Linked DNA regions of Homo sapiens: regions 1 and 3 are each linked to region 2. A link is a loop called in an ENCODE intact Hi-C map of the cell type or tissue named here. Cell type or tissue: mammary epithelial cell. All regions are shown on one strand. Each heading gives the region's core, and the rest is flanking DNA. Links, peaks and the distances in the headings are about the cores only.

Region 1 (5,642 bases), core at 1,587-4,086, 78 kb before region 2:
TTCAGGAAAGGTAGAATGGACTAATGGTCTTTTAAAAACACACCTCACCAAGCTCAGCCACCAACTTAAAAAGGACTGGACAATACTTTTACCACTTGCCCTTCTCAAAATTCGGGCCTGTCCTTGGAATGCTACAGGGTACAGCCCATTTGAGCTCCTGTATGGACACTCCTTTTTATTAGGCCCCAGTCTTATTCCAGACACCAGCCCAACTTGGACTGCACCCCAAAAACTTGTCATCTCTACTATCTTCTGTCTAGTCATACTCCTATTCACCGTACTCAACTACTCATAAATGCCCTACTCTTGTTTACACTGCTGGTTTACACTGTTTCTCCAGGCCATCACAGCTGATATCTCCTGGTGCTATCCCCAAACAGCCACTCTTAACTCCCTCTTAAAGTAAATAAATAATCTTTGCTGGCAGGGCCATGCTGAACCTCCTTGGGCACTCTCTAATTGGATGGCCTGGGCCCTCCCAATTCTTAGTCCTTTAATATCTGTTTTTCTCCTTCTCTTATTTGGACCTTGTGTCTTCCATTTAGTCTCTCAATTCATACAAAACAGCATCCAGGCCATCACCAATCATTCTATATGACAAATGCTCCTTTTAACAACCCCACAATATTGCCCTTACCACAAAATCTTCCTTCAGCTTAATCTCTCCCACTCTGGGTTCCCACGTCACCCCTAATACCGCTTGAAGCAGCCCCAAGAAACATTGCCCATTATCTCTCCATAGCACCCCCAAAAATTTTCGCTGCCCCAACACTTTACCACTATTTTGTTTTATTTTTCTTATTAATATAAGAAGACAGGAATGTCATGCCTCTGAGCCCAAGCTAAGCCATCATATCCCCTGTGACCTGCAGGTATACATCCAGATGGCCTGAAGTAACTGAAGAATCACAAAAGAAGTGAGAATGGCCTGTTCCTGCCTTAACTGATGACACTGCCTTGTGAAATTCCTTCTGGCTCAAAATCTCCCCCATTGAGCACCTTATGACCCCCACCCCTACCAGCCAGAGAACAACCCCCTTTGACTGTAATTTTCCATTACCTACCCAAATCCTATAAAATGGCCCCACCCCTATCTCCCTTCACTGACTCTCTTTTCGGACTCAGCCCACCTGCACCCAGGTGAAATAAACAGCCTTGTTGCTCACACAAAGCCTGTTTTGTGGTCTCTTCACATGGACATGAGTGAAACTCCACAGCAGGCCCTGTGGCATACTGGAAAGAGCCCTGGTTGGGGCCGGAAGATCTCAGTTTATGTCCCAGCTCTGTTCCCCACTTATTGAACTGGTCCCCTCTGAACCTCAGTTTCCTCCTCTGTAAACCAGAGATAATGATACTCACCTTCTAGGCACATGTCACCTTTGCTCCAGTACCCAACAAGTTCCTCATCTCCATCTAAGACCACCTCAGCCTGGATTTCTTGTCCATATCATTATCAGCATTTTGGTTAAGGCCATTCAACAAGTCTCTAGGAAGTTTCAAACTTTCCCACATTTTCCTGTCTTCTTCTGAGCTCTCCAAACTACTCCAACCTCTGCCTGTTACCCAGTTCCAAAGTTGCTTCCACATTTTCAGGTATCTTTTCAGCAGCACTCCACTCTACTAGTACCAAAATCTGTATTAGTTCGTTTTCATGGTGCTGATTAAGACATACCCAAGACTGAGCAATTTATAAAAGAAAGAGGTTTAATTGGACTTACAGGTCTGTGTGGCTGGGGAATCTTCACAATCATGGCAGAAGGCAAGGAGGAACAAGTCACATCCTAAGTGGGTGGCGGCAGGCAAAAAATGAGAGAGCTTGTGCAGGGGAATGCCTCTTTTTAAAACCATCAGATCTTGTGAGACTTATTCACTATCATGAGAACAGCATGGGAAAGACTTGGCCCCCATGAGTCAACTACCTTCCACCAAGTCCCTCCCATAACATGTGGGAATTCAAGATGATATTTGGGTGGAGACACAGCCAAACCATATCAAATTGGAACAGTAACAGCAGAGGTTTGTTATAGGAATTAATTTAGAGAATAGTCATAAAGAAAAAGAATAGCACTTGGACTCTAGTAATCTCCCCCAAAATCATGGTGATTTTTATTTATCACCTCTTCGGTCTGAGCCCCAAAGCTTCTTGCCTGCAACCTCTTTATATACCTTACACCTGTCAGTTTATGAGCTCTGGGCAGGGACATGAAGAGTGATTTACCTGATGAAGTTGCCCATTGCTCTGAGCACGTGAGACAGGAACCACTACATAATATATATTACATATAATGAATGTATAACATCACCCCTTTTATTTATTTTTACTGTGTTATTTAAAAATACCAGTCACAAGGCCAATTAGCTATTACAAAGATATGTCTAGTTACTTTAACACAAATTTTATATAAAATGTACTTCCTATTACTTTTAGATGAGAAGGAAACTCATATAGCCTGTGGTTCCCTCAGAACTCTCACATGTAACTTTTAGTGAGGAAAATGAGGAACTTTCTGAGCTATCCACAAGGGGGTAGACTGATTCCATTTCTTCTGGAAGGTATCCATGGGGTCATCATTAATGATCATTTAAAACTGATATTTCTCATTTTAAGCAACTGTCTCCTTCCAAGAAATAAAATTTACTTATGCAAGCAAGATGCCACTTTTTTAGGCTGACAACTTACAGATGACCCTTGGTTTAAAAATGTATTGCAAAATCATTTACACACATTTTCCCTGCAATCAATCATGGAGGATTCTAACAAATGCCACATTCAGAATCTAAGAACACTGCGGTCTTTCCACTAGAAAGTCAAGCAAATTATTTAAATTCCCAGGGACCAAAAAAAAAAAAATCTTTCCTCAACATCAAACAAAACATTCTCTCTTTGAAAATGTAAATCCCTTGAACATATTCAAGAATTTTAACAAGCTTCCCAGAAAACTATCCTATTACTCTTTGAAGGCCTTAAGGAATTTTCTTAAAATAGTCACATGCTACTCAGGGTGTGGAGAGGGCCTAAGTGACAATGGGAGTCAAAGCTCTACAGTAGGGCCCCAGAAGTCCCCATGTACCTCCTTTCAGAAAGGAAGAGCGGCCCCCAGAGAATTACTAGGCACATGGAAGGGGTATGGGGAAATCTTCTAAAAGGAATAAAGCACAGGACCCGTTTCGCATCTGTTTTGCATCTGGGGTTAGCAGTAGGACACAGAGCTCTGAACTACAGGAAGAGCCTCAAAGAAGATGTTAACAACAGAGAGTTTAGAGAATGTGGAGCTCTCATCTGTTTTAACTCCTCTATCCAAGCCTTGGGGTGTGTGTGTATGTGTGTGTGTGTGTGTGTGTGTGTGTGTGTGTGTGTGTGTGTATTTGTGTATGTGTTCAGGGGAAATTCCAAGAGGATGAAACTGAGGTGAAAGGCAAGTCAGAGGTAGAAAGTGGCCTGAGCTGATAACTAAATGCTAGTTTCACTTCAAAGAACTGGATCTTCATCTGACATCAGAAAAACAGAAGAATCAAGAAGGCACCAGCAATTTCACTCAAATAAGTTTTTCCTGAGGAAGTAATTGAGTATGTTTTCAGAGACATAGTTTTAAGATATTTATCACAGCTTGTCTATGACAGGAAAAATTAAATACACAAACAAGAAATTTAAAAAAGAAACACCCTTAAGTATGCAACAGTGAGGGATTAGCCATATAAATGATGCTGTATCCACATAAGAGAATAGTATGAAATGATTTAAAATTACAACTATCACCACGGAAAAAGGGTCATCATATTCACTTATATTGTTGGGTGAAAGATGATTATAAAGCAGTCTATATAGGTTGTATACACTGTGATAGATTTACAGATGTTTTTAGTTCTTTTTTGCTATTTTAAATGTTCAACCTATTAAAAATACAAAATACATGCTAACTATAGAAAGCCACATTTTTTTTTTTTTTTTTGAGACAGAGTCTCGATCTGTCACCCACGCTGGAGTGCAGTGGCGCGATCTCAGCCCACTGCAACCTCCGCCTCCTGGGTTCCACTTATTCTCGTGCCTCAGCCTCCTGAGTAGCTAGGACTACAGGCGCCCACCACCATGCCCAGCTAATTGTTGTATTTTAGTAGAGATGGGGTTTCACCAGGTTGGCCAGGCTGGTCTCAAAACTCCTGACCTCAGGTGATCCACCTGCCTCGGCCTCCCAAAGTGCTGGGTTTACAGGTGTGAGCCACCGTGCACGGCCAGCCACGTTCCCTTAAAAGACAGAACACAAAATTTCTATCAAAATCCCAGCAAATTATTTTGTAGATATAGGCAAGATTATTCTAAAATTTGGAACGGCAAAGAAACAAGAAACTGGAATTGCTAAAATAAAATGGAAAGAATCACTCTCCCTGATTTCAAGACTTACTTTTATAGCTACAGCAATCAAGACTGTGGTATTGGCCGAGAGACACACAATGAAATAGAAAAGGGAACCCAAAAATGGGACTCACACAAATATGTCCAACTGACTTTTGATAAAACTACAAACACAGATCAACAGAGAGAAGATAGTCTTTTCAATAAATGATGTTGGAACAATTGACAATATATGAGCCAAAAAAACCCTTGACCCAAATCTCACTCTTTATATGTAAATTAACTAAAAATGGCTCATAAACCTAAGTGTAAAACGAAACACTATAAAACTTTTAGAAAAAAAAATAGGAGAAAATCTTTCCTAGGGTTAGGCAGAGTCCTTCAACTTGACATCAAAAGCACGATCATTAAAAGGAAAAACTGATAAATTGGACTTCATCAAAATTAAAAACTTTTGCTCCGAAAAAGACCCTGCTAGGAGGATTAAAAAGCAAGCTATAGAGCAGGAGAAAATATTTGCAAACCACATATCTGACAAAAGACTAGAATTTAGACTCTGTGTGTGTGTACATACATATATATGTATTTTAGAGTGTTTTTTTTACTATCACACATACATATATATCTATATTATTTTTACTATACACACGTATATATATATATATATATAGCCTGTGGCTATATATGTAAAAAACAGTAAAAAAAAATTCAATTTAAAAATGGACAAAAGACAAGAAGACCCATTTCTCCAAAGAGGATATACAGATGACCAATACACACATGAAAAGATGTTCAACGTCTTTAGCCATTGGGGAAATGCAAATTAAAATCACAAAGAGATATCACTACACACCTGTCAGAAAGGCTAAAACTGAAAATAGTGACACCAAATGCTGCCGAGGATCTATAGAAACTGGATCACTCATACATTGCTGGTGAAAATATAAAATAGGACAACCACTCTGGGAAACAGTTTCTCAAAAAACCAAATATGCAACTACCAGAGAACCCAGCAACTGCACTTCTGGGCATTTATTCTAGAGAAATGAAGATGTTCACACCAAAATATGTACATGAATATTTATAGCAACTTTATTCATAGTAGCCAAAAACTGGACATAACCCAGATGTCCTTCAGTGGGTGAACGGTTAAACAGACTGTGGTACACGCACACCATGGAGTGCTACTCAGCAATAAAAAGGAACACACTATTGACACATGCAACAACCTGGATGGAGTTCCAGAGCATTACGCTGAGTAAGAAAAGCCAATCCAAAGAGTTACATACCA
Region 2 (5,642 bases), core at 1,974-4,473:
GTGTTTGATTAAATAACTGGGTAGTGTAGCACAGCCAAGTTGATACATAAAATCAACCATCACCACAGACTCGTTTGTCCTTGCCCTGCCCACTTTATGTCCAGTGTTTCTTCCTGAGCTGTAGGTCTGTAACCTATAACAACTTTAGGCCCACCATGAGATGCAGAGAAAACAGCTTTCTGTGGAATTCTTCACCAGCTCCCCCACTTACATAAGTTTGAATCCCCTAAAGAAATCTTTCATTCCATTTCACTCATAATGGTTCTCCTTCCCTGACTGAACCCCAACTGATACAAACCCTATGTCCCAGAATCGTCTGGCCTTATAGAATATTGGAATCGACTCCTGAGCCCTTAGCTACGGCTGGTTGCAAGACCATACCTTGCAAGACTGGGGGCTCTCCAACAGGCTACAGTTGCAATTTTAAACCAGCAACCAATACATGATGCCATTTTTTCCATTGCCGTAATACATGGGCCCAGAAATCCAGCCTTCTTGCACTATTGTACCTAGTAACCCGTACTCACAATTTTGGGCACTCCTTTTCCCTAGACGGTTGCCCATTTTTGTCTCTCCTGCTGAAAATGTCACAATTGGGTCCCACTGGTGGCTGTTACATAAGCAGGCTGTGGCTCTCTGGCTGCCACTGCCACTAAGAAACAGGGGCTCTATATGGCAGGTCCCAGGTTAGCCCTGCCGCTACCCTCACCACCATCCAAAGCTTCCCAGCCCCAGAGAGAACAACATTCCCTATGAGAACCCTGAGTATATGCTTGCCCTGTGGCTGTGTCTGGCTATACAATTCCTGGAACAACTCAGTCCTGGAGGTTGGATCCCATAAGGAAATACCCGCTGTCAATGAGATATTCCTTCTCTGGCCACCCATCATGGACATGGCCTACTGATTTTGCTCTCACTGCTTTCAGCTCCTTTATCTTCCAAAGGAAGCTTATGGGGAGTGGAGATTGGTCTGTCTTATGGGAAAGTCTTCTCCCTCCCTCTGACTCTTTGTACCTCAACTAGCCTGCAGTCTCCTCCTCCTCTAGAGAAAATATGCAGAACTGGTACACTCCTCGTCTCTATCACTGTCTTGAGGTTATAATTGATATCTATGGCTTCCTTCTTCTACTAACCAATCTGTGCTTCCCCATGCTTAGTCAGGACTTCAGCAGACTGGGGTCTTTACCTGGTAGAGTGACCAAAACCTTAATTCCTGAAGGCTCTGAGTCCTCAATTACCCTGCCTATATTTTGGTTACTGTAGTTTTCCATTAACTTTTACTAGTGGGTATGGAAGTGACCTACAGAATCTCCTCGGTTCCAGAAATAGTCTCTCTTGCCCCCATTATATAGCTGCAATCCAATCATCCCGTGGTAATCAGGATCAATCACTCCAGCCAGTAGAGTAACTTCTTATTCTGCCTTTTGATTCAGTGGCCTTGTCCTGGTCTGTTTATGCAGTTATAACAAGATACCTGAAACTGAGTAATTTATAAAGAACAGAAATTTATTTCTCACAGTTCTAGAGGCTGGAAAGTCCAAGATCAGGGTGCCAGCATCTTGTGTGGGCCTTCTTGCTATGTCTTCCCATGGAAGGTGGAAGGGCAAGAGAGGATGAACGCTGTGTTCTCACATGGCAGAAGAGTGGAAGAGCGTGAACCCACCACAAAAGCCCTTTTATGATGGTGTTAATCTACTCATTAAGGTGGAGGCCTCATGACCTAAACACCTTGCATTAGGCCCTACTTCCCAACACTGTTGCATTGGAGATGAAATTTCTGATACATGAATTTTGAAGACACATTCAGACTATCACAGTCCTTAAGCCCAAAATGACCAGATCCTTCTTTCAGTTTAATGAAATCATAGTTGTAGCTCCTGTGTAAAGCTAAAATTCTGTGCATAGATTACTAGACATAATAGTAAGAGATGTAACTCTATTTATATCCCTTGATTCCCAGACCCTTGTATTCTGGCTATGGGGAAATAACGCCATATTATGGTCTCTGACTCAAAGCATATACTATGTCCTTTAAGACAGAACCCAATCCTTTCAGGGTGTTTAATCCCAAATGGTGCTCCAACTGAGTCTTCTGTAAGTGACTGCACCTTTCATTTAGCCCAGCCACTTCCAGTTAATGGGGTATATAGTGAGACCTGTTAATTCCATGGGAATTAATCCATTGCACCACTTTCTTTGCTGAGAAGTGGGTTCTTGGATCAGAAGCAACGCTATGGAGAATGTCATAATGGTGGATAGGCATTTTGTGAATCCATGGATGGTGGTGCTGGCAGAAGCACTATGTGCAAAGAAGGTAAGTCGATTTCTAGAATACATATCTATTCTCATGGTGACAAATCTCTGCCTCCTTCATAATAGAAAAGGTCCATTGTAATCAATCTGCCACCAGGTGACTGTCTACTCACCCCCAGGGAATGGTGTCATATCAGGGGCTCAGTGTTTAGTCTCTGCTGTAGATAGGTTAGGCACGCAGCTATAGTATTAGTACAGCCTTTATAAGGGGAAGTCCACCCTGTTAAGCTCCTGCATAGCCTCCATCCCTGCCAACTTGGCTTCTTTGTTCATGGTCCCATTGAGCAAGCACTAGGGTGGCTGAGGGAAGAGGCTGACAGCTTCTGAGCATGTTATTTTGTCTGATTATTAATCTCTTCTACAGTAATGATGCCCTTTGGGCATTCACACGGGACTCAAATATCTTCACCGTTTGTGCCCATTATGAGAGAGATCCATCCATATATATCTTCCCCAGACTTTATTATCACTAATCTTCCAATCCTGCTCCTTCCAAGTTCCTGTCTATCCAGCCAAACCATTAGCAACTACCTATAAATCTATGTAGATCCATACTTCTATCTTTCATTTCACACTAGTGGACAAGCAAATGCACTCCTCAAAGTTCTGCCCATAAGGTCCAATGAGGACAAAGAAACCACACAGCAATTTTCAAACAGAAAAAAAGTTTAATATGAAGAATTATTAATAAAAGAGCAGAATTAACTCTGGTAAGAGTTAAAGAATATAAGAACAGCAGATATAGGTAGCAGCCACTACCCCTAGGGCTGAGATTGATGCCCACAGAAGAGCCTCTTCCTCCCACTAGGGCTGGGATTAAGATCTTGGAGAGGGGATAGCCATGGCCTACTGGATGAGAAAAAACTAATGAAGGCAGATGACTTGCTGGTAGGACTTGCTGGGAATCTGCCTACTAAGGTGTCAGGGGAAGGTGTCCACACATGCCATGCCTAGGAACTCACTGTACAGTCACCTGAGGGAGTCCTGGGGGAAACCACTCACAAGGATGAGTGTGGCATTCCACTGGAAGGTTGCCAGAGGACATGGTTGAGAGGGAGGGGGCTGTGAGTCACTGGGCACTATAGGAGCTCAAAAAGCCCCATCTGCAGGAGCAAGGCATTGGGAAAAGGAGTTCACTGCATGAGCCTAGCACAGCAGAAACTACATGCTCTCAGGACCTAAGCCTGGAGAAAGCATGCTCTGTAGGAGCCTGGTGGACCAGGCTCATGGGAACCAGGAAGGGGAAACCCCTTCTCTCTCCAGTGTCCCTCCAATGCTCTTTGTCAATAAGGGAAAAATATTTACAAAGCCCACCTCCATTATCAACAAGCAGGAAAATAAGGGTAGATTTGGAGCTGAAAGGCAATATATTGATAACTGGCATGGATGTAGGGGTGTCAGGAAGTGGCGCCAGAGAGGAAGGCAGGGAGTAGGCCAACATATGTATATTATTCTGTGAATAAACTGAGCAAACAAAGCTCTTGATCAATAAATAGGCCTAAAGCAATCAGGAAGCAAAAAATGAGCTCCTCTGCCTATGCCCCCCATTCCACCCACCACACACACACATACACACGCACAAAGATGACAGGCTCAATCCAAAGATGGGGACTGGATGTTCTCAGTTCTGTTTGACTCTAAGCAAACCACCGTTAAAAAACAAACCTTGTGGTCCTGACATTGAAATGAGCACCTTCTCTCATTTCCCTGGAACCTGGCCAGGGCTGAGCTAACAGTAGGTGCTTAATAACAGTCAGTTGCTTTGAAAGAAAGAGTTCTGTTGTTGTTTTTTTTTTAGTTCCACTCCATCAGTGACTGCACTTTTTGTTCAGGGTCATCCCTTGTCCTGGAGTCATCCTTCTCCAAGGCAGCACCCTCCTGATGAACCCGGCTGGTTCCTGGGAACTCACTGTGTCTGGAGGCTCTCTCCCACCCCATGTGAAGGAAGCATCATCCTCAATCAATGTTGCCACACTTCTGACCTCTTGAATGCTGGCAATGTCCGTCCATTCTCATGACTAAGTGAGCTTGGAGTGTACCAGTCAAGGAAAAGGGAGGAGAAAGGAGAAACCAAACTTTGAGTAGCAATTGTCTACAGTGTGTGGCTTAGAGAATCAAGCTGACACAGGCCAGAGAATACAGGCCTCAGCAAGGACTATGAGGTTGGACAAGGCTTCACAGAATTTCTGGCACTGGAGCTGGGCCTCCTGACAGCTTTCTCTCCAAGCAATTATGGGCCACCTAAAGAAATGAGACTGCAGGAAATATAAGAATATTTTTGAAGAATATGAATGATCATAAGAAAAGGGCGAACTATGAGAATGGCCTCTGACGATGGCTGGCAGGAGAAGCGGGTGGATGTAGGAAAGGCTGCATTAATTCACTGTCTTTCTACAAGTGCTTAGGGAGCCATGGTTTTCAGCTTCTTAGCCAAGAGCTTGGCATTTTGCTGCATGGGTGCTGTGCTTAATCTAGGGCATGTCCATTCCAAGGTCTCTGATGGGTACACACATAGTCCTCTTTGCATCCTGTATACCCATGATCATCCTAACCCCAAAGCCACCCCCTACTACCCAGGACACATAGTCAAAGAAACCCTGCATGTGCATCTTCAATGCCTGTATTCCCTCACTCATTCAAACCACTCTGTGTAGCCCGAGCCCAGCCCTTCCTGGCTTTAGAGCCTTAGCCTGTGCTGTTGTGTTGCCTGGGATTCCTTTCCCTCCACCCTTTGTACACTGGCTCCTCCTAACCCTTCTGGTCTAAGTATAAAGGCACTACCCCAGAGAAGTCTTCCCTGACTACCCCATCTGAGTCACTGGCCACTCTCACCAAAGCACCCTGTCTGCTATTTGTTACCCCTTCTTCAACTGTGGTTCACCTGTTCGTATTCCTTCTCCCCAGCCGGCATACAGTCACCACCAAGTCAGGTACCCAACATAGTACCTGGGATGGATTAGACACTCAGTCAACACTTGATGAAGAAAACAATAAAGCCTTATAGACTCATGTCCCCCTCATGAGGGGTGCCCTAGCCAACTGACACCAAGTCAATCATTTACACCATTTTTTTTCAATTTGTGTTATTAACCACAGAACTCTTTTCCACCCTAAAATAATCTTATCCCACAAGACCCCATACCTAGTGATTTCTGTGGATGCTGTTGCCAAACACCTCAGGGCAAGGGCCAGGCACAGGACAGGGTTCCCGCTATTGTCTCTACTCCATCTTCCCATAAATTGGTTAGCTGGGACCTCCTCACTGAGTCGCATGGCTCCAACAAGAATCCAAAGCTGGCAACAGGAACTCTGCAGGGCTCTCCCAGAGG
Region 3 (5,642 bases), core at 1,954-4,453, 54 kb before region 2:
TCAGGATACATGGGGAAGAGAGAGATACTAGGAGCCTGCAGAAAAAACTTGCTGGGAAGTATTTCTGAGCTCTCTACATGAAAGAGGTGCTCATAGATTTGCTTTGGAATAACTTTTGCAAGGTGAAGTGGGGTGTAGAATAGATGAACAAGATTTTCCAGGAGCTGCTCATTGTTGAAGCTGAGTGATGGGTACATAGGTGTGGTTTATGCTATTCTATTTTTGCAGGTGCTTAAAAGTTTCTATAATAAAAAGTTAGGAAACAAAAGGGGGCTCACGAATAGAATCTATATCCCTATCCCAGGCCCCTGCTGCCTGGAAGGCTGGCGGGTGCATGTCACAGTGCCATAGAGCCAGCAGGGAAATGATGTCCCAGCCCCAGGCACCCAGCTGCCCAGGCCACTTCATCTTCTGTCACACTCAGCTCCAGGCACTGAGGCCTCAACTAGCCAATCCATCCATCCATCCATCGATCCATCCATCCATCCCTCAACTCATAAATATGTATTTACTGTTCTCCTACCTCAAAGCCTACTCCATGCCAGGCACCAGAGTCCAGCAATCAACAAGACAGTCATGCTCCCTGGCTACATGCCCTCGCAGACAAGCTGAGGGAAAGAGACAATCAACACATGAACAAAAGAACACATGAACAAATACTTGAAGTCATTTCAGACTGATGAGGGGCATAAGGAAATAAACAGGAGGGTAGGAAAGGAGGGGCTGCTTCTGCTAAGGGGGTCACAGGTGGCCTCTCTGAAGAGTGATGTTGGAGCAAGGACCTGAGCAAAGGGAGTCTGTGACAAAGTAGCTGGGAAAGTGTTCCAGGCAGAGGGAACAGCAGGTGCAAAGGCTCCAGGGCAGCAGTGTGCTTGGTGGGCTGCGGGGACCCAAGGGCGGGGGCGGCGGGAGTCTGAAAAGAACAGCAAGGAAGCCAAAGTGGCTGAAGTGCATTAAGCAGGAGGGAGTAGGAACTAACTCAGGGAGGGATCTGGGCAGGGCAGATCACAAAGGCGCTTGCAGACTCAGTGGGAGTTTGGATTTTACTCTGAGTGGAGCAGAAGAAATGCCACAGATACTCTGGTTTTCAGTGAAGAGAGGAGACATTCAGGAGCAAGAGTGCACAAGGCCTCCTTTTTGGGCTGCAAAGCTGGCTTATCAGATGGGGTCAGGCTCTAGGGACATGCCCTCCTTCAGTAGTCCACAGGCCGTGAGTTCAGTCTCCAAACACAGGGCCATGCCCAACAGAAGTGAATAAAGGACCCTGGGAGCTTCCCTGGACAGCTTCCACCCTACCCCACTTCTCCTGCAGCACATGGGGGCCCCTGCCGCCCACACCCCCAGCCCTGGCTTCGTCATGCCTCACTGGAAGTGCCCCCTCTCAAAGCCCACTCATCCACTCACTGCACACCCATGGCCTCACCTCCTGCATTTTCCATGTCTTCTTTGTGCTTTCCTCTACCTGGCCTATTTGGTCAACAAGTAGCTGTTCTTAGACTCCGTCATGAATTCCATTTGTCCCATGAAGATCTTCCCAATTATTGAAGTGAAGAGGGGCTGCTACCCTCACCCACCACTGCCTGACAGTGTTCCTCATCTCTTTCGTGACATGTGTCATGACCTGCCTGTCATGCAGACCCAATCGGGGAGATGAGACCTGTCTGCACATCAGTGGCTTGAGGGAGGGGACCGTGCCCCTTACCCCTCTCGTCCTCCCAGGGGGCTCCCTCTTCACACTGCATCTTGGTGGTAGCTTCTGGGCATCCAGGCAGCTCTAGGTGCCCTTTCTCCATGCGCACACCACATCCAGTACTTGCCACGCTAGAGCACTGGTCTCATGCCTCCATAACAACTGGGAGCTTCTCAAGAAAGAATGGCAACGCGCTGATGATGGTTGATAAATATTGAGTATTTCTTATGTGTTAGACCCTGTACTAAGTGCATCTTATCCCATCAATCCTTTGAGGTGGGTAATATTGTTAACCAGCTTAAAGATGGGGGACCTGAGGCTAAAAGTGCTTTACCAAAACAAACAGCAATGACCAGCAGAGCCAGAATTTGATTCAAAGCTTGCCTGAGCACTGAGATCCTGCTCTTGCTGTATGGTACCTCCTACACCCAACTCAAGGGCAGAGAAGGTGTAAATCACTTTTGTAACCCAGGGCCTGCCACAAGTCACCAGGAGTCCTGGAGGCTCATGACAAACATCTCCCTCCTGGCTGCCCAGCCCAGTCAGGCCCTGTTTGGAGGAAGTGGCCAGGAGAAAGGCTATGTTTACCCAGGTGCCAGGTGTAAAGGGCGCAGTGGGGCGGCCTCAAAGTCTGGGCACCTTCTCACAGAGAAGAGGCTTTCTTTGAAAAGAAAGGGTTGGGCCGATGACCAGAAGGGCAGCCGGGAAGAGACAGCCCAGTTCAAAGAAAGCAGTTACAGGTGAGAGACTCTTGAGAACAAAGGTGGGACGTCTGCTGTACAAACCAGCCTGCGTTCCAGCCAGGCCAGCTCACCCTCAAGAACAGCCTCTGCCACCCTGCCAGTGTGGCCAGATGGGAGACTTTGCCATGGGGACCAGCCACCCCTCAGGAGCAGGACATCCCCGATACCCTGGGAAGGCTTAGTTCCATCTCCTGGGAACAAAGGCCCAGTCCTCATGCTGCAGGTGAAATTTCTTCTGAGTGGATGGGCTCAGAGAGGCTGAGTAACTTGTTCAAACTTGCACTGTTTTTAAGAGCCAGAGCCCAGATATAACAAACCATAAGGTTGACTCCAGCCAACTATATACAGGTACTTTTATGTTGTCATCTGTTCTTCCAAGCAAGGTTACCACTTATGTAGGCACTAAATAATGTTAGTGCATGGTCTAGCTTGAATTGAAACTTGCTGGAAACATACCTCATGCTTTGTCATCATCATTGCTGCCATCATTTAATACTTACGGAATATTTACAGTGTGCTAATCACCTTGCATATATTATTTCACTGCCACCTCACAATGACTCATGAGACAAATGTTACTATCCCCACTTTAATAGATGAAGAAATCAAAGCTCTGATAAGCTCCAGAACATGCCCAAAGCCTCACATGACGAGGTGGCAGAGCCAGCCTTCCCATTTATCAACAGTGACAGCATCACTGGGACTGCCATGACAGCAGCTGCTTGCTCCGCGCTGAGCTAGAGAGGCCACAAGGGCCACTGCTCTCTGTGAGTCAATCTCAAAAATGCAGGCCTGAATGGAGCTCTGAATCAAGGGGTCCAGGACTGAGAGCTCTGAGAACAGGCCCGCAGGGAGGACGGGGGTTATGTCAACAGGGGATTTTAGAGCCTAGCAAGCAAGAGTCAGGACCCAAGAGACAGTGACCAATCCCTCCCTGTCCCAGGTCATCTTTGCTTGGCCAAGAGGTCTCCTGGAACCCCATTTAGCCATCCTGACCATGCCCACATATATCACAGGCTATCCTCAGCAGTCCTCTCAGCCCCAACACCTGAATGGCAGTCAGAGACACTGCTGGATTTGTACCATCAACCCAGACCACACACTGCAGTCTGCCTAATGCCAGGAAGCTACCTAGACATTTGTAGAAGCGTCCAGAAAAGTCAGTTAAGAACACAGCTTTATCACTGGCCATCAGCCAGTACAGGATTTGAATCCTGGCTCTGTGACTTATTAACGTGTTATGCTGGCCAAGTTATTTAACCTCTCTGTCCCTCAGTTTCCTTTTCTGTAAAATGGGAATAATAATAATATCTACCCCCAAGACTTACTAGAGAGATTAAATGAGATCACACATGTAAGGTTCTTAACATACTTCCTGGAACACAGTAAATATTAAACAAACAAATAATAAAGCTAGTTAATTTTGGTCCTATCTGACCCTTACATGTGTCCCATAAAGTAACTGGCCAAATAGCACTGATCTGGAAGTCAGAAATCTCAAGTCTGAGTTTAGCCAAAAGACCACACATCTCTGGGCCTCAGCTTTCTCTCCTTTAAGATGGAGATGTTGTCACCATCCCTAGTCAATATTTAACAAAAGTATCTATGCTGCTGATGCATAAGAAAGATCTTTGAAAAGTCTGAAGCCTTGAAGCCTGGGTTAAAGACAGGCCCAGGGCTGGGGCATCTGATATAACTGAGAAGCCAAACTGGTGAAGAAAACAGCCTTGTTTTTAGTCTGATTTGCCACCAGTATGCACATTCAGGGAATTTGCTCCATAGCAAAGGACTTCCTCCTGGTCCCGACATCCTCCAGCTAGAGGCTCCTCTCTCCCGCTGAGCCTCTGCCGCCCAGAACAGTGTGTGAACCCATCACTGAAACCTTTGCCTTCTTCATAACTTCAAGTCAGGTCCAAAATGGAATGTGACAGCCAGAACACTAACTGAATGGTCCAAATTGACACAGATATTTGCTGCACCTCAGGGTGGAAATCTTTGCAAGAATGTGAGGCTGCTGTAAACACCAAACACTGAGTCTGGCATTGTGCAAGGAGAACCAAGAGGGTGCTCATGACTCTGTGGTCCTTTCCCCCCAGATCTTAAGGGCACAGTACGCAGAAAAAGGATGCTAATGGGTGAGGCAGTGGAGATTGAGTGGGCCCTGGAGAAGAGGGCAGATGTGTATTCATGCTGAGTGCTGGGCACACAGTGGTGAACGTGACCATCCAGTCCTCACAGAGCCCACGGTCTGGCAGGGCCAGTCACTGAACAAGTTACTGTGTGGTGTCAGTCAGTGCCTCAAAGGAGGAGGCACTCACAGGTTTCCTGGGGAGAAAGTAAAGCAGGAGAATGGAGTAGACTGGAGAGTCAAGGAAGGTTTCCTGGAGGAAGTGATATTTTTGCTGAGAGGTTAACCAGGCAGAGACGGGTTGTGGGGAAAACTGTGGGTGGTAGGATGCCAGGCATGTTACCAGAGCTTGTTTTAAAATGCCCACCCTGTTAGAACATGGCAGGGCCAGGTGCGGAAACAGCTCCTTGCAGACTAAGCAAGTGTATGGCCTTGGTATCTGCAACCTCAGAAGGTAAGAAAAGGCAGCTTCTCACCCTTTGTCTGCAAACAAAAGGGAGGCCTCACTGGGCTGCCGTGTGGGGTTGTCTCTGAGGCATTCTTGGCTCAGAGATGGAGGCATGCTGAAGCATCCCTGAGTAGTGATTGAACATTTCAGGTTTGCCTTTGGGGCAATTCCTCTGCAGAAGCTAATGTGGAGTTCTCACAGAGCAGCTCCACATTTCAGACTTCTGTCTTTCACACTTTAGACAAAACAACACAAGCCTGTGCATCTGCCTCTGCTATTTGCCCGTGGGCCCCTGTCCGGTATTACATATTACCATCTTGTTCACTGCTCACAGTGAATGGCATTTTCATAGCCATTTCTATAATTATTAAATTTCTTGAGGCCTTTTATTTTCCAGCGCTGATGAGAGTGCAAAGGGGCTGTCAGAGATGATGAATAAGCTCAAGTACATTCACTCAAAAAGAAGGTGTTTTCCCGAAGAGGGTCCTGTGTGTGACTCCATTCTGGCCCTGTGTGAGCCACGAAGGAGGCTGGTTTGGTGTTGAATAGCCTTTCTCAAAGGGTGCTCCCGGAAGCCCCAGCTCCACGCCACGCTAACACGTGTTTTGTGAGAATGGGATCCCAAGGTCAAAT

Evidence for each region. Peaks named below come from ENCODE experiments on the same cell type or tissue, not always from the same donor. Only the 100,000 strongest peaks of a DNase experiment are listed, where the experiment ranks them.
Region 1: a loop joins it to region 2, with 4 times the contacts of the local background. A loop is called at or near these places in 3 of 110 quality-filtered maps.
Region 3: a loop joins it to region 2, with 3 times the contacts of the local background. A loop is called at or near these places in 2 of 110 quality-filtered maps.

What each region holds. Positions count from the first base shown.
Region 1 is chr5:135,726,564-135,732,205 of GRCh38, reverse strand. It overlaps a transcript of SLC25A48 not described here. Among named protein-coding and RNA genes, the nearest start is that of MIR5692C1, 74 kb to the left of the region's middle. In mammary epithelial cell, for the core only: a CTCF peak has its summit at 2,524 (motif pointing right); a DNase peak (open chromatin) is centred at 3,385.
Region 2 is chr5:135,649,027-135,654,668 of GRCh38, reverse strand. It overlaps SLC25A48-AS1 (SLC25A48 antisense RNA 1), which reads left to right and starts at 734. Exons shown (of 3, transcript NR_027127.1): 1 at 734-827; 2 at 2,208-2,314; 3 at 4,146-5,642. It also overlaps a transcript of SLC25A48 not described here. In mammary epithelial cell, for the core only: no CTCF peak of the experiment used is centred there; DNase peaks (open chromatin) are centred at 3,318 and 4,328; H3K27ac peaks cover 1,603 bases.
Region 3 is chr5:135,702,780-135,708,421 of GRCh38, reverse strand. It overlaps a transcript of SLC25A48 not described here. Among named protein-coding and RNA genes, the nearest start is that of SLC25A48-AS1, 52 kb to the right of the region's middle. In mammary epithelial cell, for the core only: no CTCF peak of the experiment used is centred there; a DNase peak (open chromatin) is centred at 2,971; H3K27ac peaks cover 1,219 bases.